Linked DNA regions of Mus musculus: all the other regions are linked to region 3. The links are chromatin loops, found by intact Hi-C in ENCODE. Cell type or tissue: left cerebral cortex. All regions are shown on one strand.

Region 1 (2,500 bases), 86 kb after region 3:
ATGAGAAGTCCACTAACACCTCTGTTTCAACAAATATCTTCTCTCATTTTGCGTGCTTTCATGTGTGCTTTCTGGTGATACTAACTACGATTTCCAGGAAGGTTTTACTTCCTGTACCAGCCTGTAACCACTGCCAAGAGAAGGGCCAATGTATGAATTATCTTAATACCTTCCCAGTGTCTTGCATGAGGTCTTGCACATGACGAATTCATTCACCTACTCAGTTATTCATAGATATTCTTAGACTGTAAAAAAAAAATAGTTTGCTCCTAATAACCGTGTATTCACTGAGTGAATGAGTTAGAGCAGAGCATCAAGTAAGTGTATTAGGAAATTTTCTTTTGGCTTGATTATTAAAATCCATCCCCACATTTTCTAAATGATGCGAACGTACAGAAGGCGGTGTGTGTGCCCTTCCGGAGATACACTTGCAGGGGTAGCATGTGTTATTCATTACATCACATATAACCTTTTCAGGTTTACAATCAATCTTGCTTGGAAGGCTAGTGTCATTTAAAAAGTACAGCAGCGTGCTGGAAGCAGAGACAATCTGAGCTGGCTACAGACTGTGAATCCAAATACCCTGTTTAAAGGTCCAAACATGAAGAAGGGGGATGTACTAAACACATCATTTTCTGTCCAACTGATTGAAAAGGGATGGTACATTGAAGCTTTGTTGGGTTTCAATGCATTGATTTTTTTCTGCTACCTATTTTTCTTGGGTTTGAAAGGTACTTAAGAGTCTATTTCAAGTTGCCTGCAGACTTCTTTTCTCGTGTTTCTTAAAACTATTTGTGATTAAATCACCCACATTGTCTTCAAGGCTCTAATGACCTTCTTCCGGCTGTACTCTATTTTTTCTTTACAATATTCTGTTTATCACATCTTTATTTTCCACTACACTGCTTGATTTTGGTTTCCCTGTCAGTTTTTCTGCTTTTCTTTTCTTTTTCTTTTCTTTTTTTTGATCCTCTGTTCAGTCTGGTATTCATTGCCCTATGTACTTGTTCGGCCTCTGGGACTTTCAGGGCATCTTCTAGGTCAAATGTTATGCCAGTCAAAGACAAGTTCCTGAATTTAAAGACATCACAGCCTGAAGTGATGATAGAGTACCCCAAGTTATTAATGATAGCATGTGGCATCATGAGCAAGCGTGGATTAATGCCACTCATATTGTGCAGGCATTGCTATTGAAATGCCAAACATTAGTTATGAGATAAGAGTGGTAGCTTAGATGATAGCATGATGAAAGTTAGCCTTTGAGGAAACCATGTGTAAAAAGAGGACTCTTAGGTTGTATTAAAGAGAGAAGCAGAGGTGCAGAGATGTCTGATAGGATGATGGTTGGTGCTTGATGGACAGCAGTGTTTCTGAAAGTGCCATAAATGGTCTGATGACATTGGGTCCATATTCTTGAAGCCTTAAAATTGAACTCCCACAAAATTGAACTGGATTTTCGGGAAATCATTAAAACTGTCTTGGACCAACACTCCTAGATTCAGTTTGTCTCTCCAGAGGTTTAGAAAGTCTTGCATAGAGAGAAGGGGGTTTCAGCTGTCCTGGTTTGATTGACTTACCCAACAAGACTGAAGATGGCATATAAGGACTTCAGTAGCAGAGGTTGTTTTTGTTGCTGTTATGTTACATGGTGTGTGAGTTTCCTACCACAAAAGTTGTCAGCTCTCTACTGGCATGTCCGGGGCAAAGGAGAGAACCCAGTCTGGCTGAGTCTCTTGGGGCTGAGATTCACCAGGCCAGCTGGGAGTCCTCAAAGCAGGAACTCATTTTATTGTATTAGTCTTTTGTTTATATAGGGTTGAGGAAGAAGGTGGGGATTTTTGCTGAGGTGAGATGGCATAGGGGTCAGGGAAGGGTGACAGAAGGTATGGGGTGAGATGACCAGGGGTGTGGGGTTATCTCATGGGGCCTATAAGAAATGGACACATCAGGGGTAGCTAGACAGAGGCAGGCTTAAGCAGGAAGTGCTGAGTCACTCCAGTACGGAAGTGAACAAGACAGGTCTCTAAACTCAAGCAAAGGCTTAGCCTTCCTCACTAGTACTTGGCCTCAGTTTCTGGCCGAATAAGGCCTAACAAGAAATGAATGTCAACATTTTTATGTGCCTAAAGTTTGGAAATCTCTACCCAAACTCCAAACCCTCAGCTCACATGACCACCTCAGCAGTTAAGCTGCTTTTCTTGACTCTCTGACTGCAAAGCCTCTTCCTCCAACAGCCTTCTCAGCATTCAGAAATGAAATAACATGCTCTAAACCACCAAACATCCAAACCATTCTCAAAAGATGTGGCATAAAAAATGCACTCACTTGGGAAAACAAATGTCTGTGGTTTTGTACTTTCTCTTCCTATTTTGTTTTCTATTCTTTTTTATCAACTAATTTTTAATTTTTTTCATTAATTTATTTATTGATTTTACGTTCCAATTACAGCACCCCCCTCCTTCCGGTCTCCTTTACACAGTCCTATTCCCTTCTCCTCTAG
Region 2 (2,500 bases), 56 kb before region 3:
TTGCAGTGGTCTGAAGGAGAAAAGTCCCCCAATAGACTCATGTGTTTGATTACTTGGTCCTTTGCCTGGTGGTCATGTTTGGGGAGGTTTTGGGACCTTTAGAAGTGGAAGTCTTGCTGAGGATGTACAATACTGGAGGTAGGTTTTAAGGGCTTATAGCCTTACCTCACTTCCTGTTCTCTCTCGCTCACTTGCTCCCCCTCTCCCTCCCTTCCTCCTTTCCTCCTTTCTTCTTTTCTTCTTTTCCCCTCTCCCTCTCTGCTACCTATGAGTAAACAAAGATGGGATCATATTAGCCATCTTCCTACACCTATTGATACACCAAGCCTTTCTACCGTGATGAACCATATCGCCCTAAAATAAGCCCTTTGTTCCTTAAGTTGTTTTTGTCATGGTATTTTATCATAGCAGCAGAAAAATGACAAATACAAGGCTGTGCCAGGTAGGGTTATGTAAGTAGATGCCATGATGCTCACACAGCTGTTACAGTCACTAGAACTTATATCCTTCATTAAGCAGCACAGCTGAATATGCAGCCTATTGGATATTTCTCTAGAAAACTGTGACTTAATACATTAGAAAAATCTGCTCTAAATACTCTTACTTAAGTATTTTGTGGCCATATTTTAATTTTTCACAGATAAAGAGAGTTTAGTGAGCGGAATTATGGTTGTCTGTAGGTGCATAGTTTCTGGGATGACAACTTGGTATCAGAGAACCAATCATGGAACTCATCCTAGAGGAAGACTAACCCACTCCCTGAGAAATCATCAATTGCTTCAGTTCTTCATCTTCGCTTGGAGCTCCATGAGATTTTTCTTATCCGGAATGGCATGTCAACTGGCGCTATCATTGCTGACGTCCTGTTTAGGCAGCTCTACTGCTGAAATCTCATGGGTGTCTTTGTTTCCCTGTCATTTCTAGAAGACACATCTCCTAAAAGATTCCCAGTCCTCTGTCTGTTCCCACCCTTTCAAGTTTACTAGATCTTGGGTGTAGGGGTTGTGCTGTGGATGCAGAGGGTGGATTAGTGTTCCTCAAGGAGGCGCTCCGGGATGGGTTCTCCAATACCAATGGGAGCTGTGGCCCCCAGCTCTTGTTCTAGCATATTGGCTAGTAGTGGCTTACTGTAATGGTCTTTGTGTGCTGCAAAAGAAGAGCTTCTGTGGTGAGGAGCGAGAACTTCACTTCCGTGTGGATGTAAGGCTGAGGACTGAGAATGCAGTCAGAATTATGCTGGCTTAGGAAAACAGCAGGAAAAGGTTCTTATCTAATATCCATAACCTCATTAGCCATGGGCAGTTGACTGTTTATAGTATCAGGAGTTGAGGCCTTCTATTGAGAGGGCCTTGTGTCCCATTCGACAGTGGTTGGTTACCTCCAAGATATACGTAAGTAGCGCTATTGCATCTTTAGGGCTATCTTGCTCTGTCTGTCTTTTTCTATTTTTGTGGTTCATAGGCATTTAATCTGGGGAAGACTATTATTGATTGATTTCCTCTCTTGACAGCTTGCTTGGTACCTTCTGCCACTATGAAAGTTAGCCCTCAAGTAGGATGTGTTTGGACCAGTTCCAGGCTAATTTCCAAGACTTCTATGTTCAAAATACACAGTGTCTTTTTCAGCAGCAGGAACTTACTTTCAACTTCCATAAGAAACTGTCAAAAAAAAAAAAAATCCAAATGCCATCCATTTTCTCTTCCACCATCAGTATCCGAGGTCTCATCGCTGAGCAGTCTCACCCATAGTTAGGGAGGTTAGTTTTCCCACCTTTAACCACGCTGAGCACACTGTGGTTGTCTCTGGAGTTTTAACTTCAGTTTCGCTCAAAGTTAATGATGTCAAATAAATTTGACTTGCTATGATAGTTTATTGTGCTGTCAGCCTTCCTGGGTGAAAAGGCACTTAGAAACTTGGCAAGACAAACTTCTGCGAAGGTCTGTAAAATTCTGTCCAGAGATGACTGCTGTGTGAGGCACCATAGAGCGAGAAGGCCCTCCTCACATGGGAGTGGCACTCTCAAGCAGGCTGGGGCCTCACTGGAACAAAAAGTAGGAGAGAGAAGCCCATTCTCACACAGCAGCGAGGCCTTTCTGAGGGACGATGTTATTTGTTGCTGCCATTGCTAGGGACAGGGGACACTTGATACCAAGTCTTGTGACTGAAGGAATGGTGTGTCGTTTGTCATTGCTGGTTATTTGAAAACGATGAGCATGTGCTCACAGAGGCCTCAGCTAAGTGCTGCTGGCAGAGTCACCATGAAACAGTTCATAAACTGAACCCTTACTTCACGCTTGAGGAGACAAGAACTGCAGAGTTCCACGACTTTTTTTTAAATTTATTTATTTATTATATGTAAGTACACTGTAGCTGTCTTCAGATGCGCCAGAAGAGGGCATCAGATTGTGAACCACCATGTGGTTGCTGGGATTTGAACTCAGGACCTTTGGAAGAGTAGTCAGTGCTCTTAACCGCTGAGCCATCTCTCCAGCCCCAAGTT
Region 3 (2,500 bases):
TATGAACCTGAAAGGGTCTGGGTAGAAGGAGACAGAGGCCTTTCCAGACTAGCAACAAACAATACCACATTGACATCTTGAAATGTTCCATATGCCACCGCGGAAGAAAAGGAGTAACTGTCTTTTTTTTTTTTTTTTTGTAGTAGTAGTAGTAATGTAAATACTTGTAAAACAATAAAGGAGAAATAGTAAAGATGCCTGCTAGGCATGCCAAGAGATCAGCGGGGTGTGTGTGGAGGCGGGGAGTATGAGTTTAAATCTGTATCTATCAATCTAAGGTAAGTTTGTGTTATTAGGAAATTGGGAAGAAAGGAGTTAGTTTAGCTTCTAGTCCATTATTAAAATGGTGGCTGAAAGGATATATATATATATATATATATATATATATATATATATATATATATATATATATACACACTCAAATGATCTAGACAGTGAGAAGAGAAAAGTAGATTCGAAGTTGAGCATCAGTATGGTTACAAGTGACTTAGCCTTTCTGGTACAAACTGTCAGAAAGTAACCAAACTAGGAAAACAGGTGCACAGCCTTTTGAGAATCCCGAGTTCTTCGGTCAAAGAGACCTCAGTCGTCCTAGCCCTGAACTCAGCCCTTCCCATCCTGGGGCCTCCCCAGCCTCAGCGCCACCCTCCTGGGCCCTGCGTCGCCCGCCTCTCACCAAAGTCCAGCAGCTGCTTCATGGACAGCGGGGACGGGCTGTAGCGGGAGAACAGCTCGACCTCCCTGGGGACCAGGCTGGCGCTGCTCAGCGAGCTGGCGCTGCGCATCACGAAGCGGGCTGCCTTCATCCTGACGCCCACCTAGGCTGGCGGTGGTTAGGATCCGTAGGGTTGGCGAGGGCTGCGGGTCAGGAGCGCGGTCGAGAGGGAGCAAGTGCGTTGTGGTCCCAGGGTCCCGGGTGCTCGAGCCTGGGTGAAGGGTTGACACTTGGGTCTTCCCACCACCCGATGTCTTGCCTTTTATCTACCTCCACGCCCTCTCCACAACTCCAGCCAGGAGGAGGCTCTGGGACTCTGAACTTGGGGCCACACCAATCAGCTCAGAGAAAGAACTTTGGGCTCCTCCCTTTGGCCGCGGTCACTAGAAAGGCCTGGCACAGTGATCCCGACACGGTTTCCATGGCCTGCAAGGGGCAAAGGGTGAGAGGGAGGAGGGTTGGGGTGGGATAGGGGGAGCAGCCACAGCAGGCATCCGGGATGACGTGGGCCCCCTTGGGATAGATCCCAGGTCGCTAGGACTTCAGGCCCGCCCAGACTTGTCCTTGTTTACAACTCCAGAGCCATCTCAATGTCACGCATTCCTAGCCAGAAACTGTTTCCAAGAATCTCACCGCGGAGCGTGCATTGGTGTTCGCTCAGAGCGGGACTTTTACAGTAGCCAATCATCTGCTTACTAAAGTATGGGCTTCTTTGCCATTGGACCTCGAAAGCAAGGACCACCCTACAGTTTTATCCACTTTCTTCTTAGCGAACAGCTCAAGTTTAGAAACTGCCTAAATAGGCTTATTATTAATGTGGTGGAAAATCCCAGTTCACTTCTCTCCTGTAACACTTTCTACCTGTTAATTAAATGCAAACTAAAGAGCGATTTGCTGAGGGTTTGGCTGGCCCTGTAGTCCCCCTTCCCTGTCATTCCCCTCTTTCTCTAAGGCCTTCTAGTTTGCTCTTGACCGCCCTCCACTCCCCAGTCTGCTCCAAAAGCTCTTTCTTCATTGCGGCTGCCCTCCTTCCAAAAAGCAGCCTTTGTCACTAGCAGGCACCAGTAGCATATTTTAGTTATTTGGGCTCTTTCATTTCCCAGAGGCTCAGTGCATCCTACCCTACTTTGTTACTGCCCAATATTGACCTCCCTAATGACTGCTGTTGAAACATGCTAGCGGGTCATAACACTCTCATCCTAACCTCTCTCGTCCTCCCGTTCACTCTAAATGGACTGTAGAATGAAGCCAGTGTTTAGGGACGCTGTAACGACTTGGTTGCAAATGCAATGTAATGGGAACTACTAATAGTAATAAACTGCAAGGGCAGTTTGTTATCCAAGGCACCCTTAGCCTTCGACCCTTGCATATGAGGAGACTGGGGTGTTATGAAAGTCATAGATGACGGTGGGTGCACTCTTTGCATTTTCCCCCATGAGAGCTCACCCAGTCACAGGACTGATGTCTGATTTCTGCCTCTAGTTCAAACTCTGCCCCAGATTCCAGTGCTCTGCTGTTTAGTGGACTTGTGCAGGCACAGGTCTAGCATCAAAGTTCCTCCTCTTAAACCTACCACCAATACTGGGGGTCTGCCTAATGTTGTGTCCACTTGTGTGACTTGCTTAGAAATAACACGTTGGCTTTCTGTCCATCCCACCACCTCTGTCTAGTGGTCACATATAAGTTCTAGCATTTATGCCTGCCATTGTGTCCAAGCATTTTGCTCAGACCTATGGGGGAAAAAATCCAATGGAGACCTTCAACAGTCACGGTTTTCTGGTAATG

What was found. Hi-C counts contacts between places; a loop is a spot of excess contacts. Peaks named below come from ENCODE experiments on the same cell type or tissue, not always from the same donor. Only the 100,000 strongest peaks of a DNase experiment are listed, where the experiment ranks them.
Region 1: a loop joins it to region 3, with 2.0 times the contacts of the local background. A loop is called at or near these places in 5 of 42 quality-filtered maps.
Region 2: a loop joins it to region 3, with 2.3 times the contacts of the local background. A loop is called at or near these places in 9 of 42 quality-filtered maps.

The regions. Positions count from the first base shown.
Region 1 is chr6:5,581,178-5,583,677 of GRCm38, forward strand. No RefSeq gene overlaps it. Among named protein-coding and RNA genes, the nearest start is that of Gm34470, 19 kb to the left of the region's middle. In left cerebral cortex, no CTCF peak of the experiment used is centred here; no DNase peak of the experiment used is centred here.
Region 2 is chr6:5,439,450-5,441,949 of GRCm38, forward strand. No RefSeq gene overlaps it. Among named protein-coding and RNA genes, the nearest start is that of Asb4, 50 kb to the left of the region's middle. In left cerebral cortex, no CTCF peak of the experiment used is centred here; a DNase peak (open chromatin) is centred at 1,539.
Region 3 is chr6:5,495,357-5,497,856 of GRCm38, forward strand. It overlaps Pdk4 (pyruvate dehydrogenase kinase, isoenzyme 4), which reads right to left and starts at 922. Exons shown (of 11, transcript NM_013743.2): 1 at 677-922. The coding sequence starts at 806. In left cerebral cortex, no CTCF peak of the experiment used is centred here; a DNase peak (open chromatin) is centred at 1,216; H3K4me3 peaks cover 1,678 bases; H3K27ac peaks cover 1,353 bases.